5 separate regions of the Mus musculus genome follow, and all the other regions are linked to region 5. A link is a loop called in an ENCODE intact Hi-C map of the cell type or tissue named here. Cell type or tissue: heart. All regions are shown on one strand. Region 1 overlaps Ovch2 (ovochymase 2). Region 2 overlaps Cyb5r2 (cytochrome b5 reductase 2). Region 3 overlaps Ppfibp2 (PTPRF interacting protein, binding protein 2 (liprin beta 2)). Region 4 holds the start of Ppfibp2 (PTPRF interacting protein, binding protein 2 (liprin beta 2)). Region 5 overlaps Ppfibp2 (PTPRF interacting protein, binding protein 2 (liprin beta 2)).

Region 1 (5,000 bases), 120 kb before region 5:
CCTATATAACTTATGTCCTCATAATATGGGGAAATTTAGATGCAGAGAGAGACACACATACAAAACCACCATACGAAGAAGACATCGGGGAGATGCCAGCTATTGACAGTGGTCTTCTGAAGCAAGGGGAGAGGCGTGGAAAGCATTGAGAAGCATTGCAACGCTCAGAAAGAATCAACCTGCTGACACACTGGCCTTTGCCCTCTTTCCTCCAGAAATGTGAGACAATAAATCTCTGCTATTCTAGCCACGGGTGCAGTTTGCAGTAGTCTCTTAACAGTAGCTTTAGCAAACAAATTCACCAGAAATGGGTGACACATTTGTCAGGGCTGACTAAACATCCACAGCACTGGCAATCAGGAAGGGAGACCCAAGGGATCACCAGAGTCCAGAGCTGAGGTTGTTCTCCACAGAAAGCCTCTTTCTGTCTCTCTCTGTATGTGTGTCTCTGTATCTCTTCCTCTCTTTGAGACAAAATAATATCCGATCTTTGAGACAAGGTCTGCTGTAACTCAAGGAGCAGGTAAGCAAGGATGACCTTGAGTGACGGACACTCCTGCCTCCATCTCCAGAGTACTGGGATTGGTGGGCACCATCATGCTTGCTTTATGTGGTACTGGGTCTCAAATCCAAGGCTTCAAGCATGCTGGACAAACACTCTATCAATATAGCTTCATAACTATCCCTAGCTGTCTTAGTCAGGGTCTCTATTCCTGCACAAACATCATGACCAAGAAGCAAGCTGGGGAGGAAAGGGTTTATTCGGCTTACACTTCCATGCTGCTGTTCATCACCAAAGGAAGTCAGGACTGGAACTCAGGCAGGTAGGTCAGGAAGCAGGAGCTGATGCAGAGGCCATGGAGGGATGTTCCTTACTGGCTTGCCTCCTCTGGCTTGCTCAGCCTGCTCTCTTATAGAATCCAAGACAGCCAGCCCAGAGATGGTCCCACCCACAAGGGGCCCTTCCCCCTTGATCACTAATTGAGAAAATGCCTTACAGTTGTATCTCATGGAAGCATTTCCTCAACTGAAGCTCCTTTCTCTGTGGTAACTCCAGCTGTGTCAAGTTGACACAAAACTAGCCAGTACACTAGCCTCTTCTGTAGGGAAACCACAGCCCTTCCTTTGAAGACGTTTAATGAATCAATCCAGGCCAATGTAGAGTGTCCAGGGTGGTCTGTACCTGAAGGCGACAGGTTAGGGATTTATGGGTGTCTGGTTGAAAAATTTCGGGTGGCAGCTTAGTCAAGTTGGTACATCAAAAGGCTATCACAGAGCTGTGTGAGATATGGTCATTGTCTTATCTTCTCAGAACAGCACAAAAATTTCCAGACACAAAAGGAAAAAAATCTTTCTCAGGTTTGGTGAGGAGGGTTCACTCTGGTCAAGTCATCGTCCTGACTCACAAGCCCTCTTCACTGAATACTGTTAACTGCTCTGCTGTTTTTGTGCCAGTGAGCACTGAGAGCTTTCTCTTATGCAGTTTCTCTGTGACATCCATGAACACAGGTGTAATGTGTATATCATATAGAAGATACACTAGTGAAGTAAGGGAGCTTTTATAATTGCCATTCTGATAGCTTGGGGAAACACAGAGGTGAGGAGGGAGAGGGGAAAAGGGAAAGAGAGAGAGGGAGAGGGAGGGAGGGAGGGAGGAAGGAAGGAAGGGAGGGAGGGAGGGAGGGAGGGAGGGAGGGAGGGAGGGAGGGAGGGAGGGAGGGAGGGAGGGAGGGAGGGAGAGAAAGAGGAGCACAAGGTTTTTATTGTATTTTCTTGCTGATATTTCTAGATTTTCTTTGACACATAGAGGTAATATGTGGAGAGAAAAGGCTGCATAAAATGAGAAGGGATTTGAGTAACTTGAACTGTTCTGGCTTCATTTGCTTTGATCTCCTCACCTAGGGAAGATGCCCCAGGTAAAGCGTGAATGCAGTGTGTTCTTCTATTGGCCACTAGAGGGCACATTTAGCAAGCCGATTTTAGCATCCTAAACCAAGACCAGTATTTTCTAAAGTCACAATACAACAATGAGCAAGACATTCATGATTGTATTCCAACAGACTACTGGGATGAGAAAGACAAGTGTTAAATAATAATTTGCTAAATATAATCCACAAATGGCTCCTGAAGTCAAATTTCAACGAGGGGCTTTCCTGTCTTTTCTCTCGTGGAGCTCAAACCTTCTTCACAAATTTCTTGCTTTACACAAGCATTACAAAATCTTAAAGAGAATAAGAAAATCTTTACATGTGTCCTATTTAAGTTCCATACATGAAAGAGGTAAGGACCACAGCAAGGGGATACGCTTGGGCCCTTCATCATCTATTAGCCACTGAAAGCATGTTTCTTAAACATCAGAGCGCTGACAGGCTAGGCTATCCTTATTATGACTAGACTGAGATAAACAACACACAAAGGACAGAGAGGAGTTGTGGCTTGGGAAAATTTCCCACAATATGACATAACCCTAATAGCAGGCGCTTAGAATCAACTCAGACATCAAGCAATCAATAAAAGCAAAATTACAGCTCCTTTGTGGTGGTTCCTGTATGCTTGGCCCAGGGAGTGGCATGATTAGAAGTTGTGGCCTTGTTGGAGTAGGTGTGTCACTGTGGGTGTGGGCTTTAATACCCTCATCCTTACCCGCCTGGAAGCCTGTCTTCTTCCAGCTGCCTTTGGAACAAGGGGTGGAATTCTCAGTTTCTCCAGCCCCATGTCTGCCTAGACGCTGCCATGCTCCCACCTTGATGATAATGGACTGAACCTCTGAACCTGTTAGCCAGCCCCAATTAAATGTTGGTGTTTATAAAAGTTGCTTTGGTCTTGGTATCTGTTCACAGCACTAAAACCCTAACTAAGAAGCCCTTCATAATGAGTCTCTCTCTTGGTGTTACCAGAAACCCTCCAGCTTCATTGTATTCTTAGCTAACGTAAAATCACTAAGTATGGAGGTCACCTAGCTGAGCAATGCATTAGCCTCCCACTAACTTCCCTATAAGGAACACCTTTTAACATGTAGATATGGTAACAGTTTCCTGGGTTACTTTGCAGATACTTGAAGGCTACTTTTGTCCATAACAGTAACATTTTATTGGAGCCTAAGATACCTAATAAATAACTAAATTGGAATGAAAAGCTATGCATCTGTATGTTCACATTCTATTGGCTCCACTGCTGTCTTGACCATTGAGTCAGACTCTTCTCTGCTCTGCATACAGACATATTGAATGTTTAAATTGATTTTATCAAGACTACAGTAATTCAGGACTAAGTAGGCCTATTACTTGTTAAAACTGTGTTTCTCCTACATCACCCCTATGCCTTCTCCACAGATCAAGAACCTAGTGTGCCTCAACTTTGTACACTCTGGGACCTTGCCCAGAGCATTCCATGAGGTCAGGCTATTTATGCAAAAATAATGAGTCATTCAACAGTTATTGGATTAAATTACCACCTGTTAGCCTGCAAAGCCTAAGGCCAGAATGCTAGCTCAAAAGACATAAACATCTTTTGAAATTGTGTGCGTTATCAGTAGATAACTCTATCAAACTTTAACCCACCAAGAGAATCAACAAAAGATTGCTGCTTCTATTGCTTTGCATGCAGCTGTTTGACACCTCCTCACACACCCCTACACCCCTGTCCACCACAGCACCTCTTCACATCACTCCACACTCTAACATTCCATCCTGTGATAAGTTATAATAAGACCCAACAATTATCCCTGTGCTTTGCATATAACTTATAGTGCAAAACAAGCAAACCATGCACTATGTTATTAACATGTATGAGAATAATATATAAATTATAATGATGTTAGACAACTACATGAACAAAATATCTATTTCTTGAAAGCTTAAAGATAATTGTCTCAATTTCCTTTACACTGAATTTTTCATTAATTTATTTATTTATTCACTTTACATTCTGACACACTGAGCTTTTTATTTAAAATTTTCTTCAGACAATTTGGGATAGTTCTTCATCTCCTAGAGAGAGCTCCTTTGTTCAGATTTTCCTATTCATTGCCTTGAGCTGTACAAAACATTTCCTGTTGGTCAACCCCTCCTACTTTAGAGATAGCTTCTACTTTATATTCCCAATTATATATACTTTAAAATACTTTTTGAGAAGTAGACTAGCTAGTGTTTTATCACTAGTAAAGTTTGTTTAATTTTCTTTAAAACTGCTTTTTTATTTTTTTATAACCCATATAAACTTCTGTTGTCTATAAATTACCAAGAGACTAGCCTGTGGTGTCATTATAAGAGTAAAACCCAAATGAAAACACGCACAGAAAACAATCACTGCTTATAGCCCGGCTGGGCAGATGGAAGGACTGGTTTGTACTTTCATTGTGAGCATCAACCTGGTGGGTGGCTTTCATTCCTCACAATGCTAGAAGTTTTTAGAGAGTCACCTTGCCTGTATATTTTAATCAAGGCTTATCTAAAATTCTTTGTCCTCCCACTTTCTTGGGGCAGATTGAAGCCACCTAGGATTTAAATAAAATTCTCCAAGTCAGAAGGCTCAAAGCCCTCCACCTTTCCAGCTGCCTTGGCTGCTAGCTCTTTCCTGCAACTGCTGAAGTTTCACTGGCTTCTGTTGCCTACATTCACCAAGTTGAGTCTTAGGTGTCTTGGGAGTGGCATACAAGACTCTGACAGTTTTCTTTTCTCTCTTCCTTTCTCTTTCTTTTTTTCTCTTTCTTTCTTTAATTTTTTTGTTTTTGCATAGTTAGAACTTGAATGCCAAATTTGTTGATTAGCTCATGCTGAAATACAAAGGTCCTCTTCCCTCCACTAGATGAGCCTCCCTTATGTTTCCTTGTAAGTCCACGGGACCAGCAACACTCACTTAGAAAACTTTCCCCAGCCTCACCTTCTACCTGGGGCTGGGTGGGGCATTTGAACCTGAAGGAGGAGACAGGCACTACCCCACAGAGTGACACCAGGTACAGATGCTGCAAATTGGTTCCTCATCAGAAGAAGTCAAGCAGC
Region 2 (5,000 bases), 87 kb before region 5:
ACCAGGCTAATTGAGCACGTACTCTGCAGTCAGCACATTGCACCTAATATGACCCCTGGCCCCTTAACCTCGTGTACCTGCTCATGGCTACTTCTTACCTCCAACCTCTTCTGGACAGCAGACTTCAAATGCTGAGCTTCAGTCAGCTCCTGCAGCCTCACCTAGCATCCCAGGAACTTCCGTGCACCTTGCATCATGCATTACACATCTCCTGCTTCCCTGATCTATACTGCCTATACCTATAAGCTGTCCACCAGTGTGACCTCCTCACCTCCCCCTAACAGCCCCACTTTCTACTCAATGCTTAGAGCAGAGAGACAGCATCCCGAGTCTCCGAGAGCCTAGAATTTGGCAAAAATGCTATGGACGGCAGGGAAGCCACATGTCTGCTTCTTGAGTCAACTATGACAATCAGCAGTGCAGACTTCCAAGCGTTTATAGGGTAGCCTGGTCTCCAGCATCAGGGGCAAATGCAGAACCATGCTTCTTCCCCTTTCTGCTTCATTTCAGACTGGAAGTACAGCTCAGGCTTTGTTAGCGCTGACATGATCAAGGAGCACCTCCCTCCTCCTGGGGAGGACACGCTCATCCTGGTGTGTGGCCCACCACCTCTGATCCAGGCGGCAGCTCACCCCAGCCTGGAGCAGCTCAGCTATACCAAGGACATGATTTTTATCTACTAACACCTCCCACACTACTTAGCGGGTCCCTCTCTCTGCTTTAGAGTGAGTTTGGCTTCACCCTGTTCAAGTCAGGTATTTGCAAGGTGTCTCTCCACGCACCCTTGGGCATGATGTTCTTTTGGTTGTGGGCCTAAGAAGTCTTCACAGGCTGAAGACAAAAGTGATTTTTGAGCTTCCAGGTTTGGAGGCTGGGAAGGAAGCCACTTTCTCCATGACTTTCTCCATGGCTTAGCGGAATAAACTGGACTGCTTTGCATTTAGCTCACAATGTGTGGATATGTAGAAAATACACTGGGCAGTCCAGGACTTGCTGATGTGAGGTGAGGGTGAAAAAAGAGTAGGGGTGTGACCAGAACCGGCAATATAGCAATGTTTACGGATAGCATTCCAGCAGGATCCGAACAGGTCTCTATCAACCTAACCACCTATGAACCTTCTTTACATTTCTCTGCTTTGAAGGACAAACTCACAAGAGGGCAAAGGCCTTGTGTGGTCTTCCTTGCCTTGTAAGACACTTTTTTTAAAAAGCTGTATGTCAGGGCAGTAAATCCACAGTAGGTGGGCTCCAGGAATCCCTTTCTGACTCCCTGCATTTTGTACAGCAGATGGCAACATTGGGGATATTTATATTTTAGTATCCTCCACCTTGGCACTGTGTCAAAGTTGGCATGGTTAAGTTTCTTCATTTCCCATTTCCCAGAAGCTGTGCTTCAAATCCCATCATTCAAACCAGACGATACAGGGACCACTATTGCCACCTGCAGGTCAAAGTAAGAATAACATACTGGTGCTCTGCTACTGCAGGGGTTAAAGCTCACCCCAACTCCATTCCTTATAATCTTCCTAATGGGCCAGAGGTTCTGCGGAGCTTTTGTTCTCTAAGTCACACAGGAGGAAACAGACAGCGTTAGTCATGCATTTCCCCAGCCATTCAGACAGTGGGTGGCAGAGTTGTCTTTAAACCTGGATCTGTTTAATTTTATGTCCTTTCGGAAGAACTGGCAAAGTAGCTGCAGTGTTAGCACTTGCTGCAGGATTTGCTACTCAATGTGCGTGTGTGTGTGTGTGTGTGTGCATACGGGAGGGTGGGGGGTACAAGAAAAAAAAAAAGAGAGGAATGGGGTTCCCTGGAGCTCTGCTATATCCTTGAATCTCACCCACAGGGGACCAAACTCCGTCTCAAACAGGCCAGGGAGGGACACTCCCACGTTCATTCACCCAATTGTACTCAGTGTATTCTTTCATAATGACCTCCTCGGGGAAAGACACAACGGCTCACTCTCTGCTACATTGCCCCGCTTAGCCTTGAACTCACTCTGTAGCTCAAGTCATCTGTGAACCCCACAACCCTTCTATCTCAGCTTTCCAACTAATAATAACTAGGATTACAAGCATGTGCCACCAGGGTCAGCTGCAAAGCCTTTCACCACTGGACTCATTCCACATCATTGGATCTTTCATTCCGTAGACCTTCTGGTGATTTCACTCGTCACTGGACAAAGCCTGGAGATGCTTTTGGCTTTCCTAGCTAGAGGAGGTGCCAATGACATCTGCACGGAAGACCAAGGATAGTGGTGACTGGCAACTTGATTAAAAGCAGTACACTTGGAACTCACTTAGGCCACACAGACTACAGCAGCTCAGCTGGTTTGTGTATCGGGTACACATGTGCATATAACCTTAAAGTGAACTGTGAACATCTCAGAGGCATACAATGCTGAAGGGCAAAGTGGATTTGGAACCAAAAGAAAGAATAAAGGAAGTGAAGCAAACACAAATCGGTGGACTCACAAAGGTTGGCATGATGGTGGAAAGGTGGCATTCAAAGGAATTCAAAGCAGAAATGTGACTAGGTGACAGAAGTGGAGAATGGTTGGCAGGGATCATCTAGGAAAGTGAGGGACCAAGTAGAAAACCAGGAGCAGCGATCAGACAGCAAGGCTGGAACTAGAACAGTCATGGCCTGGGAGGGAACTGGCTTGTATGAGACACAACAGGAAAAAACAATGAAGTTTGAGTTTAGAGACAGTCCACTAGGGGGCGGTGTTTGACCAGACACTGTACTTGAGGCAGGTGAGGGGGAAATGTGTGTCTTGGAATGAGGGTAGATGAAAGCTGTTGGGGGATCAAGAGGAGAGTCCTGATTCACAGGCCCAGGCTTCTGGAAGTGGACATGCATACTTCTATGAAGCTGCCCCAGAGGGTCCACTACCCCTCCCCCAAATCATTTCACTCAGCCACTGCAGGACACACAGAACAGCTTATACAACCTTTCCCCACCTCCAATCACAGGCTTTCATGAACTAACAGCTCATTGTCTTTGTTCTGCATTTACCACCTCACCTTCACCTCTGCAGGATCAGCTGCAGTTGGCATATAAAAGTACAAAAGGTAGAAAAGTTGCAGTGGAAAGCAAGCGCTGACAACACAGGGAAACGCGGGGACACGACTGGACACCTGTCCCACCCCTCTGCTTTTGCTCCGGTCAACGCCTACATCCAAAGAGGCCCATAAGCTCCATCTCTTGGTGGCTCTGTGCCAACTCCCCATTGAGGTGAACATTGGGGCTCCACGTGTGCCTCTCTAGGCTCTCAGCCATGAAGAATGTCATCTGTAGTCACCAGCATCAGGGACAGCCAGGCGGGTCATTCAGGAGTTGGTCCTGGCTCAGTAGAGTCTGTAAGAACACAGCCAAAGGGGCAGTTTAACAATCCATAGGCCAAGGCTACGGCATCTTCACAAGAAACAGAGCCCAGGAGTGGCCCATATCCAGCATCACTGACCTACAAAGCTATGGTATCCCAAGGAGCCTGTGCACTAAGTGTTGGACAGACAGTAATGTTAAGATAAAAATGGGCTGAGGTCAAAGCCTGGTATACACAAGTGCTTGTCTTTCTTGCACAGTTTCTTAGGTTCAGTCCCTACCACCACCACCCATACATAGGTACACATAAAACTAAGCCTTTCACCTTAGAGGTAGACTTACTATTTCAAGACCACCAAACATTTGTTAGAGATCACGGGCCAAGATTGTACAGAGATATTTCCCTGTGTGAGCCAAAAGACAAAGTCTGTGTGGCACTGACATAAGGAACTCTTCTACTTTGCCTTTAGACGGTTTTCTAACTGTGGGTAGCCATTTCTTGCTACCGCTGGTTTTCCCATGTGATTTATAAGAGGGCTATCATTGGCCCTGCTTTATTAGGGCTAAATAGTATTGGATATCTGAAAGTAACGAACGCCAGTCTCAGAGGGACAACAACACACCTGAGCTCCTAGAGCTACTAAAAGGCAAATAAGGACCTGAGTCACTCCTACCTTCCCCAAAACGTCTTCACTTGGGACCAAGCTGCCACCCCAGGGAAAGAGCATGATTTGTATTCTTGGGCATGGCAGGCTCCCCTAACTTGCAGGGTATATCTATGATATCAGAGGAGCCATAGGAATGCATGTTCTTCTGTGCCAAGAAGGCAGCACAGGATTCACTGGTCAGAAGTGAATCTGAGCTTGGTCTGGCTGCATGGGTGACCCAGAACTACTTGGGTACCATCATATCATTACCAGCTGAGACCAGGGAAAGGCTCCAGCATCCAGTATGTTTAGGCCAACTCTGCAGAAGGCCTGTGAGCCTGCAATGCCCTGCAGTGTGCCTCAGGGCTGGCTCAGGTTATGATCCACTATCAAGCAGCATCATTTCCTCTCCTGTGGCCATGAACACCACAACACCCCACACCAAGCTCACGGGGCCTTACTAACCATGCCACCAGGAGGGGAGTCGGAATCCTACCGTGAGGCGGTGGATGTCTTGGGAGAGGAGCCCTATCTGTGTCACAGTGCCTTCGGAAGGTGCCATCTGTAAAACGGGCAGCAGCCTAGTCAGCACACGGGTGAAGTCCATGCTTTACAGAGACAGTGGCATGCAAAGCCCCCTCTGCCCAGGTGCATCCCCTCCAGGCCATATTTCCCTGGAGGGTGGACACGGTGTGTTCTAGGCCCTGAGAAGTGTCAGCTGGTGAGACCCATGCAGTTTCGGTTCCTGCACTGCATGCACACCCACTCTGCCGAAAGCCACACTCAGCAACTAGCACTCAGTGTAGAGATGCAGGCCATAGACAGAGCCTGTCCAGCAGTCTCTTGCACGTGTCCAGTGGTCCATCTATTTCCAGAAACAGAGAGCAACAGAGATGAAAGCCTCCAGGTTACTGGACAGGAGGGTGATTTCCAGGCACAGGAGCCCAGATAGCATTGCTGTGGTGTAAGAGGGCATCTTCAGGAGGCTGCAGTCTCTTCGTGACACAGGAGTCTCCTTCTTCTGCC
Region 3 (5,000 bases), 77 kb before region 5:
TCTAAGGCCCAGGAATGCTCAGCCAGAGACCTCAGAAATTTCCAGTTCTGTCAAATGGGTCAAATGAAGTACCTCATTTTTTCCCACTAGAACGCCTGGCCCTTACAGAGTACGAGGCTTAGCTTTGATCATCAAGTCCAGCAGAATCATCTGGGAAGAGGCCCGGGGAGGGGCTGCTGCCTAGATGAGGGTGGCCTGCAGGCATGAATATGAGGGACTTTTCTTAATAGGGTTAACTGAGGTAGGCTGTCCTAAATATGGCTGGCACCACTTCATGGGATGGCTTCTAGATGGTGTAAGAGTTAAGAAGAACTGAGCAGTATGCATGTATTCATCATCTTCTTTCAACTGCAGATGTCATGATAGCAGCCACCTCAAGCTCCTGCCCTATGACTGCCTGCCCTGTAGCAATGGACTGAAGCCTGTAACTGGGCTAAAACCCTTTCTTCTCCCTTATGTTTAGTTTTTTTTCAGGGTTTTTGGTTTTGTTTTGTTTGTTTTGTTTTTTAAATTATAGCAACATGAACAATACTAGGAGAGAAAGGTGTTTTGGGAATGCCCCAGTCTGGGCTAAGGCATGTGAGCTAGCCCAGAGAGCCACTCACAATGAGGCCGCCATGGACGCCACTCCCTCGAAGGTTGGGTGCATACTCTGCCAGGTCCACGGATCGCAGCCACTCCATTACCCTGTGGTTGGACCACTGCACAACTTCGGAAGGGGAAAGGTTACTCTGTGATGGAGGAGAGTCAAAACGTTAGGCTCTGTGGAGTCAGCACCTCTGAGGAGCCTTGCCTCAGTTGCTCCACCAGAACAACAGACCCAAGCTATGTGGGCCACTTACCTAAGAGTATGCCCAGTCCTGAAAAATCACTATCTTATTGAATTCTGCTGAAACATCTACGCTTAACTATCTGAATCTACCATCCTAAATTTTGGCAATACCAATAGACAGACATACAGGTTTTTATTCAATAATCCAACAGAATTTATTTAAAGATTCATTTATGATCCAGGTGTTTTCTAGGTAAAAATACTCTTTGGCATGGGCAAATGTTTAAGGGAACCCACACTAAGACATTTTGAGAGATGGCTTAGCAGTATAATGCTCACTGTCGTTCTAGAGGACCCAGGTTCAGTTGCTAGCACCCATGCCACGTAGCTCACAACCAGATCCAAGAGATCTGATGAACTCTTCGGACCTCTGCAGGCACTCATACATGTGTGAGAAATATACACACAAATAAAAAGTAAATATTTGTAAAAAATATAGTAATGTCTATATACTTTCACACAGCCTTGTAGGCTTCAAAATGTTCAGCACTCACACAGGAAACATGCAAGATATATTTGTTGAATAGCAAGGAAACAAAGACTAGATGGCAAAGGCATGTATTTAAAACCGTTAAAGAACCAGAGGTAGACCAGTTCTCTGCAACAAAGGAGGTTGGACATGATCCCTATGGATCATGCTCTCAGTTTGGGGCATATCAGGAAATCCTAAAGTTTATAGAATGGTATTATGTATATCAGCCATGTGGTCCCTTGCATTTGTCTACACTAGTTCCCCTCTAGTAAGGTCCTATGTCATCTAGGCTGAAGGCTAGTTAATTTTATACCAGCAAGAAAAGTAACCCACTCTGAGCTGTCCAGTCTTTTAGAACTCTTGTCCCCTCTGACCCCTGGACCCTGCCTCCTCTGCCTACTTTGACACCCATGTTTCCATACTTTCTTTCCTTATCTCTTTTATGCTGCATCAAATCCTTAGATCATTATGATGACTTAGAAAACCACCATAGAAAGCAACAGAGTTACAGGCACCAGAATCTTAAGTATCATGATCTATTTTGTGATGAAAGCATCCTCATTTTCTCATGCTATCCCAGGTGTCCTGACTCAGGGCCATCTGGACAACTAGTACACTCCCCCACCTCATCAGCAGGCCTCCTGTGCAGGCAGTTGGGGTTGAACTTGTTGACATGTAGCACGTGAATAGCACATTTGATGCTGAGATGATGTAGTTGGCTGGTGACTTTTAAGAAGAGTAGATCATTCTGGAAAAGAAAGGTTCTGGCTGACAAGTCAGTTTCTAAGGTAACAAAAGACCTCAGCTGTTCTTTCCTGACCAAACAGAGATGTGCCTTCCACATCTCAGAAAGGCTCTCACAGACAGTTTTGCTTATCACCATGGTTTGTACGTTGGCACATGATGTGCCTTGAGTGATAACAGTACAATTTCAGGGCCTTAACAATATAAGGAAAGGTGGGATTGGAGAGATGGCTCAGTGGATAATAGCCATTAACTGCTCTTCTAGTGGTCCTGAATTTAATCCCAGCAACCACACGGGGGCTCCCAACCATCTGTAATGGGACCTAATTTCTTTTGGTGTGCAGGAAGACAGAGCACTCATATACATAAAATACATGAATAAATGAATCTTTACCAAAAAAAAAAAAACTGCAAAGAAAGGAGGGGATCACATTTAAAATGATGAGCATGGGGAGACCTGGGCTGAGTGCTCTCTGGAAAATACTACGGAAAAATCCTTACCACAGTTAGGTATTGCAGCATTCGCCCATCAACTCTTGATTCATGAAACTGGTCTTTGTATTGGGGTAAGCCAATATCATCAAGCCACCCTGCAAAAACAGATGCATTAACATTCATAAGAAAAAAGGATATGGGTGCCAAGAGGGAAAGGCAAAAATGGTCATTTTGAGGCTTTTGATTTCCTTCCCCCAAAGCACTAGTAATCCATCTGTCTTTCACAAGTAAGCTGCTGTCTTTGAGGCACACATTCAATAGGAGATTCTTTTGCCCTTCAGAACAATAAATATTTACAGCTCTCCTTACGTGTCACCCAAATGTGGTCCAGCAGCGCAGACGTTTCTTCTTGCTTGGCGTTGATAGCTTTCACTGCTAAAACCAGCTTCTTCCTGTGGAGGGGGTGTTTAATCCCTAGCTCCTGAAAGCAAAAGACGAAGACCACATGTGAGATTTTGGCAAACAACTTGGTCCTTAGAGGATGTCATGTCAGGATAGAGATGCTCTTGAGGGTGGTGGTAGAGCCTGCGGTAGGTGCACAGAGCACTGGGATGTTAGCCTGCAGCAAAAGGCAATCGCAGACTTCCCTGTGCATTCTCCATGTATACGGGATAGACGGAGGCCACCACCTACCCATGCACTAGTCCCCAAGCTCTGTTCTGGGAGAAGAGCAGGGGCATCTGCTCCTCACACTCAGCCCTTACCTTTTCCATGTCCTGAGGGGTAGCTGTCAGTAGTGTATGTCCAGATGTCACCCACTGTCTGGCAAAGATCACATACTGACCCAGGCCGAAATCCTCCATCCATGTACATACGCGTTCTGTGCTCCACTGGGCAAAGGGGGCATTGGCATCACTGGAAACAAAGGAAGAACATACTTCTGTTATAAGGTACCCAGGACTTTGCATAGCACAAAGTCTCAGTTAAAAAAAAATTCTTTTAAAAGAACCAACAAGGTGAATGGCATTGTAGTACAACCCACTGATGTCTGTGAGGCTCTAAAGCAACCTTAATAGCAGGTTTTATGTTTCAGCTGTAGCTTTTCTGAGCATAGGGCAGCCTCCATGATCCTCAGGGGACTATTTAGTGCACATAGGTCTAGAAACACAGTATGAACACCGATTATCAAGCCATTTTGGCCATAAGACTCAGCAATCTTTGGGAAATGCTTGGGAAACTAGGAAAAGACAGTCAGTCCATTCTCTAACAGGAAAAGAGGGAAGATAGAAGCCAAAGCTCTTCTAATTTATAACAAATACTTTATTTATTAATGAAGTACTAGGGGCACTTCCATTGTAATCAGCAGAAAGGTGCATGTGTATATGTCCATGCCGTGTGTGTGTGTGTGTGTGTGTGTGTGTGTGTGTGTGTGTGTGTGTGTATGTAACACTATCAGTGCTTATATTAAGCCTGGTAGAATGATCTACCCAGGTATGGATAGATAAAATAATACAGCTTTTTAAAAGTAGAAATAAAGAATCCAATTCTTTTCAGATGACATGATCTCCTACCTAGAAACCGTACAAGAGCTAAATTACTGAACGAGGGAGAATGAATGTATATATAAGTAAACAAATGCATATGCTTATACATATAAAATGAACATTACATGCAAATGTCAATCTTCTACACATGCAGATCAATGGCTTTTATTAAAACAATAAGAAAAAAACCCATCCCCCACCAAACCAACTAGAATTATAACCTGTCTAGGAGCTGCCTTAGCAAGGCACACAGGCAATTCTCTGGCCGTGTACGAGGGCAGGGAGGAAGTGCACCAAGGGTGACTTGATGTAGCTGCAGCACTCAACTGAGCACATACAAAAGAATACATGAATAAATGAAGAGCTAGGTCATGTTCCTAGGCAGGACACCAGGTATGAAAAACCATCCATTCTTAAGGACATAAATTTTTCATTTGAAGTGTGAATGTAATGGTACATTTGAAATTCCCACCAAGTCATGGGGTTGGGGGGGAGGTGGATAAAACAACTTTATATTCAGTTTTAAATGACAAGCTAGTCAGAGAGATTCCCTTCTAGCAAAGTACCCCTGGAACTCATGGGAGGATAGATTCCAGGAGGATGTTCCAGTCCCAGATATAAAATCGAGTGTTTACGTAGAACCTACACACATCCTCCCAAACACTCCCAGATTGCTTACCACACCTAAAACAACAGAAACAGCACATGTGGATGTTACATTTTATTGTTAGGGAGTGACAAGGGAAAAGACCATGCAGATTCGGTACCGTTTGTGTAACTACTGTAGACTACCTACATTGTCTAGCCAGAAATCCTCGGCCTTCTGCACCCCAAACAGCTGAACTCTTAACATGCAGAAATGATTTTTTAAGAACTTACTGACTGCCTGGCTAAACAGGGAAATCTGATTCAGAAAGAAGCCAGCAAAATACTGGGAGAGTTACTGAATACTCCTCGCCTAGAGCATGGGTTT
Region 4 (5,000 bases), 66 kb after region 5:
ACAGTAATGAATCATAAATAGATCTGTATTTCAGGAGAAACCATCCCCACACAAACTTATGGACACACACAAATTAGCTGCTGACCAGTATTGTCGAAGTAGTGCATCCAAAATTGAACTAGAATTCTCCAAGAACTGTTCCTTTTCCTAGAGTCTTATTCTGCCTAACCAGTATAAAGGCTGACACCTCCCTTTTCCTGGCCCTGGTATTTCTAGGGTCTCTTTTGTCTACTCACACTTCACTCTCCTCATAATTATCTGAATTGGCCTGCCAGTCTCCTAACTGGCCTTCCAGCTGTGGTCCTTCAGGCGCTACCAAGTCCAATAGTGGATCCCACCCGGCTGTTATTAGAAACACCTGGAGAATGCCAAACATGCCTGGGACCTACTTAACCTGAAGAGTTTGCAAAACTCCGAGGCCTTCGGAGAGTTTGTACATCACTCTTAATACTTGATACAAACAAGAAAGAAATAGGTTAGAAATACAGAATGCCAGACTTCACCCCTGACCCACAGTGTCAAAAATCTACTTTTGAAGATCATCTCTTGATTCTCAAGCTTGTGTCTGAAGCACAGGGCTCTAAAATGTCAGCTGACCTTTCTCTCCACAAATGTTTACTAGATTTCTGTCAGGCTGGGGGTTGGGCAGGTCAAAGTTCAAGGACTCTAACTTTGATAAGCTCAGCAGACCACAGTCAGTCTCTGCTTAATATCCCATACATTGAAGTCTGTGGCCTTGGGCCAGCTGGGACCATTGGTTTTGTTGTTATTTTGTTCTGTCTACCAATCAGGCCAGGAACCAAGAAGGACCAGTAGCCATTTCTTATAGACTGAGTTTGCCTTATAGACCTCTCCATGGCCCAGGTCACCGCTAACATCTTCCTGTGACATCCCTCATATAGATTGATCCTTCTTAAAACCTACCCAGATTTTCCTTATTCTGGTGAAAAAAAACAAACAAACCCCTAGAATTTCTGTAAGTTTGTTCCAACCTTCATCTGTCTTTATCTCTTACATGTATCTCTTATGTTATCCATCCACTTAGCATATCTGCCTTAGTTACCAAAACACAGACAATAGTAGCAATAAACTAAAATCGGCACATCATCAAACCTCAGAGTGATACCACTAATATATTATGTGAGGGCTGAGTGTTGTTGCTCAGTGGTAGAGCACTTGCCTAGCTAAGCATTCACAAGGGTCTAAATGAGATCACCAGTTCCCATCACCATCAGCCTTAAATAAAATCCCAAATGAAAATAACAACAAAAGACTTAACAATATTCCACTTCAAAGTCACGTAAATATGCATACAAACGGGCTGGTGAAGAAAGAAATAATTTCTAATCAGATAACATGTTTAGTATACCAATAGTAATCTAAGACTGAAGATTAATTAGGTCTGTAATTGACTTCCTTCCTGTAGTTGAGCATTTACCTTAACAAAATACTCGGTAATCTAATAAACACTACAGTCTACAATATAATCAATTAAGGACCAAGAGAAATGAACACAGGCAGAAATAAAACCAAAATATGAAGAGGAAGACTGATCTATATCAAATATCTCAGTGCTCTAAGAAAGAGCTGAATGCCTATTTGAATCCTACCGGAACCTTGGAAGTTCTAGTTTTTAAACATATAATAACCTTATTTTGATCGGAGGGAAAAGTATGGGTCTGGCGTCAGGATGGAAGGAGGGAAGAGGACCCACTTTTAAAAACAGAAGCATCCCCACACCCTAATCCTGCCTTGAGCCTTTGGGAAGTGTGTTGCATTTAGCAATTAGTGCACAGAACTGCTCCTGGCCAAAGCGCTCTGGACCAAAGGTCTATGGAACAAACCCACCTAGGTATCTCCAGTTGATGCCACTGCTGCCCTCACGGGACTCAAGGCTTGGGTCAAAATCGCCCGGAACTCTGAGATATCGGAACACCCCGGTATCCTGGGGACCACTCTGCCACCTGTAGAAGCGCGGGGCAGGTGGCACATCCAGAGCGAGGTCGGGTAGAAAACTCAAGCAAATCCAGGGGAGTTGCTCCCTTTTCTCAGTCTCCCAGACAAATAAGTGGGTCCCCAAGTCTTGAAAACGTTCGAAGGTCTAAAAGACCACAGACGCCCAACTACCCATGTAGTTCTTGGATCTGGGGGTACTCAGTTCCCGGGATAGCGGTGAGCCGAGGCAGGGAGACCCACTGACCTGGATGCCAGAGTGCAGCTTCTCTCTCGGAGGCTCAGGTATGCAGGTCGCTCCTGTGTCCCTCACACTTTCCAACATAAGAGCGGAGAACCCAGTGACAGGCCACTGGCCCAAGGACCAACTGCCAACCAAGTGGCAGACCCGCCAGCACCGACCCGGTTCGGCACCCACGTGACGGAGGCGGGGATCCCAGAGAGGCTGGTCCCGGAGTGTGGCTCTCTGGCTGCTGGGACCTTCCCCCTAGGAACCGCCCCTCTGCCACCCCTCCTCCTTCTCCCGCACCGCAGTGGCCCGCGAGGACCCAAGAGCCACAGTTCCAGTTCCACAGGGACTTGCCTGGTCAGCCCCGCCCCCAGGCAGAGCTCCCGTGCTGGCTCAAACCCCGCCCCTCCCGGGAGACCACGCCCCTCTCTGGGTCCAGCCCACTGCTTGCACCTAGGACTCTTGCACTCTTCCGGCCGCAGAAAGGACCCTAGGCATTTTCCTTGTGTCCCACTGTGCTCAGGTCTCCAGAGTTTTTGTAATCTGTCAGCAGGACGAGGAAAGCGTGCGGAGAATTGCAGAAAGGAGCACCGAAGCGCAAGCGTACACACACACACACACACACACACACACACACAGCGGGCCTTGTGTAACCCCATTGAGATTAAGGGTAGTCTAAGACCTGTATCATTCCCAATCAGCCCAGACCAACCCCAATTTGGGTTCCATGTCACTCTTAGATCTGTCTAACTCAACCTCCGCCGCCGCTCCCCCCGCCTTTCCTGAAGGTCCCTCTAGTGGTTAAAGCTCTGGTGTTCTGTCTTGTGAATAGCTGAAGACAGAACACTTCCTGTGCCCTGCAAGGTCAGGTACAAGTATGCAAAACAAACAAACAAAAAAAACCTGGAGACCGAATCCCAGCACCTACCTCGAGCGTGCATAAGGCCCTGGGTTTTACCACAGCTGCTTGCCCTACCCGGGCCTCCAAGGGCCGGTTGCTCATTTTATCTGCTTAGAATCTCCAGGGCCTCAGATGGCAGGGATACAGGGACTCTGGCAGGAGTCTCTACTAAGCTGGACTCCAGTTGCTTACACCTGGAGTGTTGACAGACACGACTCGTCTTTTTTTTTTTTTTTTTTTTTTCAAAATTAGTCTAAAATTACTGGTATGACCAGAGGCTTGCACACATGAACAGAAGATCATAAATACTGTGGCAAACAGGTGTGTGAGCACTGCGGGGACATGGCCAGCAGCAGAGCAAAGGCAAAGCCAGTAGAGGAAGATTGGGGCCCCAGACTTGTGTCACAGCAGGACACCCTTCGGTTCTTTCACTTCCTTAAAATAGCGGGTGAGAGGCTTTTGGAAACAGAGCCTGCGCAGTTCATATAAGTTCAAGTGTGGGCAGTTCCAAATCCCACTGGTAGCTTGGGGCCACGGGGGCAGTTTCTTCCCCCAGGCCCCCAGAAACTGCAGCATTTTCTCAGAACTATACAATTATTTTGTAAAATGTTTTATGAACTTGGCTTTCTCAAGCTTCTGTGCAGTTTGGGAAGGAGCTTTAAAAGTACAGACGCCGGGCGTGGTGGTGCACGCCTTTGATCCCAGCACTCGGGAGGCAGAGGCAGGTGGATTTTTGAGTTCAAGGCCAGCCTGGTCTACAGTGTGAGTTCCAGGACAGCCAGTGCTACACAGAAAAACCCTGTCTCGAAAAAAAAAAAAAAAAAAAAAAAAAAAAAAACAACCAAAAAACAAAAAAAAAAGTACAGACGCTCTCCTCCCATCTCCAGAGGGTCTGATCTCTTGGCGTTGGAGAGGATAACCTGCATATTCGGAATTTGAAAAGCTCCCCAGGTGATTCCAATGTGCAGCAATATAATAAATAACCATTTCTGTGGGTCATGGAGACACCATCAATCTTCATTTAAATCCAACCAGAGTGGAACTGAAAAGCACACGTGAACGATACAGAAGCAGGTGTTCCAGGGCCCTCATGCTGTTAGGAAAAGCAGCAATGAACAGGTCCTTTCCAACGAAAATTTCACCTAACAGGGATATCCTGCCTGTGGGGATTCTGTGTACCAGGGTGTACTGTTTGAGACAAATCTATCTTGCAAAACTATCAAATCCCAACATTTCCCGGATAGAAGCCAGACAGCACGCTACAAACTGTTCACTGAACTTCAGAGGAACCATATAGACAGAGCTCACTCCTTTGGATGATGCCCTTGCACCCTTCAATGTGAGTAGGTCATGTTCTTTGTCAGTAAGGTAGGTGACATGACTCTGCCCATAGAGCAGATATCGACCCTGGATTCATGGTGCTGGTATATCACAGTTATTCATTCATATCAGCCTCATTCTGCAAAAGATTTAGGCTCTCAGGGCCATTCCATCAGAACTGTGTGGGTCATTCCATTCTGCCAAAGATCTACTCAGATGCATGGGGGTGGATCTCTCTTCACAGCCTGTGGGCCCAGCCTGGACTTGGCAAAGACAGAGAACAGCTGCAAGCACACAAAAGCAAGCCTTCTCATATGACCAACCTGGAGAGGCAGAGACCTCAGCACATGACACAGGCTGGCACTGCAGCCTCACTTATGACCTAGACTCAGCCAAGTGGGACACACGTGGGAAACACTTTGAAAAAGAGCCCCCTCTCAAGAGTCACACTGCCCTCTGTAACGCCTAGCATGTCTGCTGTGGCAAAGCTGCTATCTGGCTTCCATCCAAATTAGAATCTTTACCAAGGGCCTTTGTGTGTTAGGGACCGTTGTTCACAGTAATCCCAACACAGTAATACTGGAACACTTCTGTGGT
Region 5 (5,000 bases):
GTCACACAGAGAGAGAGAGAGAGAGACAGAGACGGAGAGAGTGTGTGTCTAGGAACCTGGGAAAGTCAAATGAAGAAATGCATTAGGTAAGCAAACACTTGTTCCGCACCAAGACAAATGAAATGTACTTCCTGCCCGGAGTAGATAAAGACTTATCTTTCACAGTATATAATAAAGGTGTGCAGAGGCTGGGGAGCTGATTTGGAGTGATTCCAAGTCCCTGAGGATAAGGGAAACTTGTGCTTTCTGCAGAGGGGCTTAGTGCCTGTCTTTACTTTTGCTAGAGTCAGGAATGACGCCGCCGTAAGAAGTTACTTCTCATGAACCCCTACCTTACCTCCTGGGAGAGGTGGCTCAGATGCAGCAGGACAGACAGCATCCCCCGACTACTCTTCCTCAGCTCCTTCCTGATGCATCCCAACCCTCCCATTGCTGGCTAGAGCGTCCCTCCCTAGACCCTAGGGACTTCCAGCCCATGGCAAACCACAGATGATGGTGTACAAGGCTCCACCGTACCACACTGTGCGAAGTGCATCTTATTTCTGACTAATTTCTTTTAACTTCATGCCAAGTACAATTCTTGTTACACAGAAAGGATTTAAGCATTCTCAGAATGAAATAACGAGGCTCAAAACAGAGAGCTTAGCAAAAACTAATATTCTACTTAGAAAACAATAAGGGTGTAATCGCCTCTTTGCCTAGTAACTCAACTGGTGTCTGATGGACTAGGGGAAGGTGGAGAGGAAAGAAGAGGGAGAAAGCGGGGGAGCTCAGCAAAACCCCTGGCACTTTGATATGTCCAAAACCAGCAGCTCTTGCCTGAATCTAACTGTTTCAGCATGTTTTACTTCTTTCATTTCAACCCCCGAGTCCACGAAACTCACACTCCAAAGGACCTGGAGCAGAGCATGCACAGGAGGCTGGCAGGAAGGACTGGGCTGGGGAAAAGTGAGATGGTTGAACAGGGACTTTAGGTATCTACAACTCGGACATCCCCAGGGGCTCAGCCAGAGCTCCCTACAGAACTGCAGGTGAACCCAGTTACCCCACACCCACCTCAAAGGTCATCCTGGTCAAATAAATCAGATAAGCCCACAAGTGCATTCATAATATTCACAATACACACACACACAAACACACACACACACACACACACACACACACACACCCCTTAAGAGAAGCAGCCTGGCTTCATCTGGCCTGAGCTTGGGAATGCTCCTTCAGGGGGATGCAGGAGGCGTCAGGACAAGAGACAAATTCTATCACACTTGACTGCTATCTGTAGCATGAAAGTAGTTACAGACAATGCTAACTAACCTGTGACTGAGCTTCCCTTAAACCTCATTTATAAATGCAGAAAATTGATGTTTTTATCATTCCACGTCATAAAATAGTCTTGCGGGTTTTGATCAGTTTTTAAAATGCGAAAATCATTCTTAGCTGATCCAAGGGCATAATAAACAGGCAATAGGCCAAATACAGGCTCACCAGCCTCTGGGATAGCACCAAGCTTCCCCATCTATAATGAGTTGCCTGGGTTGGAGGGGCTTGTAGGGAAAATGCCAAGTTGGACCAGCGGGGTAGAAATGGAGCCTGGATTTAATTGCACGTTGCTAAGAAGTTTCCAGGGAGACACTTACATGGCTGGTCCCAGGACCACACCTGAAGTAGTACAAAATAAGAAACCCACTTCCAGAAGTTTCTCAGAGAAGTCAGAACTGAGAGAAGGCATCCTGTGGCTGGCCGCAGCAGTGCTGAAGGGGCAGAAGGCTCGGGGTTAGTCTATCTCACAGGCCTTGTTTGCGGGCTGAGGGTAAGTGGGTGTCTACATGCTTACACCCCAAGTCAAGGTAATCTGGCAACACCCCCTACCACATCCCCTGGGCCTGAAGCAGGAAATTCAGAGGGAAAGATTTATTTGCCGTTTCACCAGTGTTTGCACATTCTTGGCCATTTATAAACACTGGTTCCTGCGGGCTGGAATAGTCTCTCTGGTCAGGTCCTGAAAGGATCCAGATTGCCAGAATTTACTTGCTTAGTTAGGGAGGCAGGGGGAAAAAAAAAAAAAAAAAAACAAGGGAAAAAAAAGTAATACCATTAAATCTGCAGTAACTGAGAGTCCCTCAATGTTATCTGTGATGCCAGAAAAACTGTGTACATAAGCCCCCAAGGCACGAGACAGACACCATGTGGCCCAGGAAACGCCTCCTGGAATGTGAAGAACCTTCCTCCTGGGCCATAGCAAAAAGGTCAAGGAGCCTGGAGAGGTGGAACAAAGGAAAGGTCAAATGTATGCTCCAAAGCTCAGGCCTCAGCAGCCCGTCTCTCCTTCCCAGCTCCACAATGGACCCTGCTCTGCCAGCTATTTGTCCTCTGTTTCCTAAAGAAAATGAGAAAGAACTCTTGTTTTTGACAGACCCAGATGCACTGCTCAGCAACCTCACAGGAGGAAGAAAAAAAAAAATTCAAACTATTTTCTCTTATAAAATCTACTACCTGATTCCTAGTCCTTGGCCTTCAGACATTCCAGCTTTTGTCACTGCCTGCCACCTACTGGCTTCTCAAAGTACTGCACGTGAATTAAAGTATCACCACTGCACACTGTCCACTAGGCCCTGCCCAGCGATTGGGGTGGGAGGACACCGATCCCTACTTATGTCTGAGAGCTCACTGAACCGCACACTACACCTGCCATTGGAGAGGTATGAAACACAGACCGGAAATTAGCTCACATTAGCTGCACCTTTTTTGTTCTACAAAACTAAATATCCTCCTACCCATATGTGTATGCATATTTGTGTGTGTATTTGTGTGTGTGTGTGTGTGTGTGTGTGTGTATACACTGACAATCAAGCCCAAGACCACCTACATTCTAAGCATGCACACTACTATGAAGCTATAATCCACTGAAGGGCATCCCAATCTTCTCTTTTTTTTAAACCCAGAGGAAAGGTTTCCCTACAAATCTCCAGCCTGCAGTTTTGTACAATGTACAAAACAAAACAATGTAAAAATGTTCAGTATAAACATACCCAGACCTGTATTTTGGTCCTGCTGGAGACCGGTGACAGAGAAATGAATCCCATGGCTAGAGAAACCCAAGCTCACATGTTTTACAGCCAGTGAGGCCGCTTTCTCTCCTACCTCTCCTGAACCACCTCCAGCTTTCCAATATGGAAAACAGATTTGCTTCTTTGGCCAAGTGAAGAACTGCAAAGTGAATGTGGCGAAGAGAAAAGCTTTGTCTGAAGAACTGCAATGGAAGGAGCCACCATCAGTGACAAGACAAAAGCAGGCCCCTTCCAAGGCCTTTCTCTTTGTTGAAAGACTAGCTCAAAAGCTATGTGAGGGGGCCTGCATTGATGGGCTTAAGATGTCAGAGATGCACACATACCCTATGTGAGGCCTCCCAGAATGCACAGCTGAGGCAGGTCTTTGCACAGTTCTTAAGATGCAGGCCTCAGTTGAAACTCCCTAAACTGTTTCCACTTTGAAAACTAAGAAGTGTGGACTAAGACCAAGGCTGTTATTTTAAGGGAGGCCTGTTACCCCCGTCCACAGAGTAAAAATAAAACACTGGACAAAATACTTATCCACGAGGCTGGAAACACAGCTCAGCTAGTAAAGTGTTTGGCATACACAAAACCTACCATACCCACCACCACATAACCCTGGAATGGTGACATGGGCCTAAAGCCCTAGCACTAAAGAGGTAGAAGCGTGAAGATCAAAACTTTGAGCTAATTTATAGCTGTGCGGTGAGGTGAAGGTCTAGCCTGAATATGAAACCCTTTTCCATAATACATATATACAAGCATGCATGCATGCAGAAAGGGAAGGGAAGGGAGAGGGAAAGGGAAAGAGAGAGGAGGGAGGGGAGAGAAGGGGGAGAGAAGAGGAGCCAAGCTAGCTAGGCCAGATCTTGTAGATACCAAAACTAAACTGATATCACTTCCAGTAGGAAACTGAGTCTCAGGGTACAGAAGAGGACCAAGCATTGGCCTTTTAAAGTCCTTCTACCTCCTAACCCCACCTTGCCTAGGTTCAGCTTGCTTTCCCGGTCCTAGGCTAACTGACCTGGACACCTGCTGTATTACAAAGGAAAGCGTGGGCTCCTGGGGTGGAGGTTGGGGATGCGCATGTGCTCCAGTTCCAAAGAGAACAGCAGCCTCTTGGAGCAAGCATCTCTGCCAACCACTGGCTCACATCCTACAATCCTGCCTTGACTTGCCCTCGCTTTGCTGTTGCCGGGGGCTCCCCTGCTCCCTCTCTGACTCCATCTTGAACTTTCACCAAGGATCTCTTTGGCCCATAGCCATAGTATCCAAAGGCTATACCAGCTGCTGGCAGAAGAGGGGTGTATACAGAATGTTAGAGGAACAACCAGAGCTGCTCCATCTGGAGACTGCTGGCTCTGGGGCTCACATCAGCTCTACACTAGCAAACGTGCCTCTTCCCCCTAGTCGAACATGCCACTCTGGATGGCTAATCTCTTTAGAAGGCTCCACACACAGCCAAGCTGACCACATCAAGAAAACTACCCAGCCAACCAAGCAGGTATGGAAAAGTAGACACGCCCCTTGCAGACCACATGAAAGCCCTCTTGAGGTGCAGCCAGAAGTCTCAGAAGCATATCTAGTGGCACCAAGCCTTTCTTGCCTGTGCTACCTATCAGGCCTCTAAGAAACACCTCTCTTCTTGGCTTCAGAACTGTCTGGTGTGAAGCTCTTATATCTCTACCCTCTGAACAGCATCAACTTGTACATCAGCACAGCACAAAGAAAAGGAAGCTGCCCTATCTGGAAACCAACTCAAATTCGATCACAAGACAGACTGCTCCAGACTTTCAGGGGTTCCGGCTGCATCGTCTGTGAGCACCTACCCCTGCTTCTCGCTGTCCACCAAACATAAAGGACAAAAGTCCTATCTCCTGAAGGTAACTTTTCTGCTGCCTACAGGATAGAACTGAAGCACCTCCTTGAATCCCCTTTGCAGGCAGC

The links. Peaks named below come from ENCODE experiments on the same cell type or tissue, not always from the same donor. Only the 100,000 strongest peaks of a DNase experiment are listed, where the experiment ranks them.
Region 1: a loop joins it to region 5, with 17 times the contacts of the local background. A loop is called at or near these places in 8 of 42 quality-filtered maps.
Region 2: it touches region 5 in a loop (10-fold over the local background); 21 of 42 quality-filtered maps call a loop at or near these places.
Region 3: a loop joins it to region 5, with 4 times the contacts of the local background. A loop is called at or near these places in 22 of 42 quality-filtered maps.
Region 4: it touches region 5 in a loop (5-fold over the local background); 8 of 42 quality-filtered maps call a loop at or near these places.

Annotation. Positions count from the first base shown.
Region 1 is chr7:107,776,787-107,781,786 of GRCm38, reverse strand. It overlaps Ovch2 (ovochymase 2), which reads left to right. Exons shown (of 16, transcript NM_172908.3): 16 at 40-243. The coding sequence ends at 149. Among named protein-coding and RNA genes, the nearest start is that of Cyb5r2, 21 kb to the right of the region's middle. In heart, a CTCF peak has its summit at 1,946 (motif pointing right); no DNase peak of the experiment used is centred here; H3K27me3 peaks cover 771 bases.
Region 2 is chr7:107,745,907-107,750,906 of GRCm38, reverse strand. It overlaps Cyb5r2 (cytochrome b5 reductase 2), which reads left to right. Exons shown (of 9, transcript NM_177216.4): 9 at 511-2,452. The coding sequence ends at 683. It also overlaps a transcript of Ppfibp2 not described here. Among named protein-coding and RNA genes, the nearest start is that of Cyb5r2, 9.6 kb to the left of the region's middle. In heart, CTCF peaks have their summits at 1,448 (motif pointing left) and 2,725 (motif pointing right); no DNase peak of the experiment used is centred here.
Region 3 is chr7:107,736,239-107,741,238 of GRCm38, reverse strand. It overlaps Ppfibp2 (PTPRF interacting protein, binding protein 2 (liprin beta 2)), which reads right to left. Exons shown (of 25, transcript NM_008905.2): 19 at 3,248-3,398; 20 at 2,853-2,964; 21 at 2,550-2,638; 22 at 1,930-2,052; 23 at 606-731. Among named protein-coding and RNA genes, the nearest start is that of Cyb5r2, 19 kb to the left of the region's middle. In heart, a CTCF peak has its summit at 2,345; no DNase peak of the experiment used is centred here.
Region 4 is chr7:107,592,580-107,597,579 of GRCm38, reverse strand. It overlaps Ppfibp2 (PTPRF interacting protein, binding protein 2 (liprin beta 2)), which reads right to left and starts at 2,529. Exons shown (of 25, transcript NM_008905.2): 1 at 2,201-2,529. In heart, a CTCF peak has its summit at 2,982; DNase peaks (open chromatin) are centred at 2,479, 2,939, 3,509, 4,729 and 1 weaker place; H3K4me3 peaks cover 1,707 bases; H3K27ac peaks cover 1,122 bases.
Region 5 is chr7:107,658,953-107,663,952 of GRCm38, reverse strand. The region is part of intron 3 of Ppfibp2 (PTPRF interacting protein, binding protein 2 (liprin beta 2)); the gene reads right to left. Among named protein-coding and RNA genes, the nearest start is that of Ppfibp2, 66 kb to the right of the region's middle. In heart, a CTCF peak has its summit at 2,564 (motif pointing left); a DNase peak (open chromatin) is centred at 2,602; H3K27ac peaks cover 1,738 bases.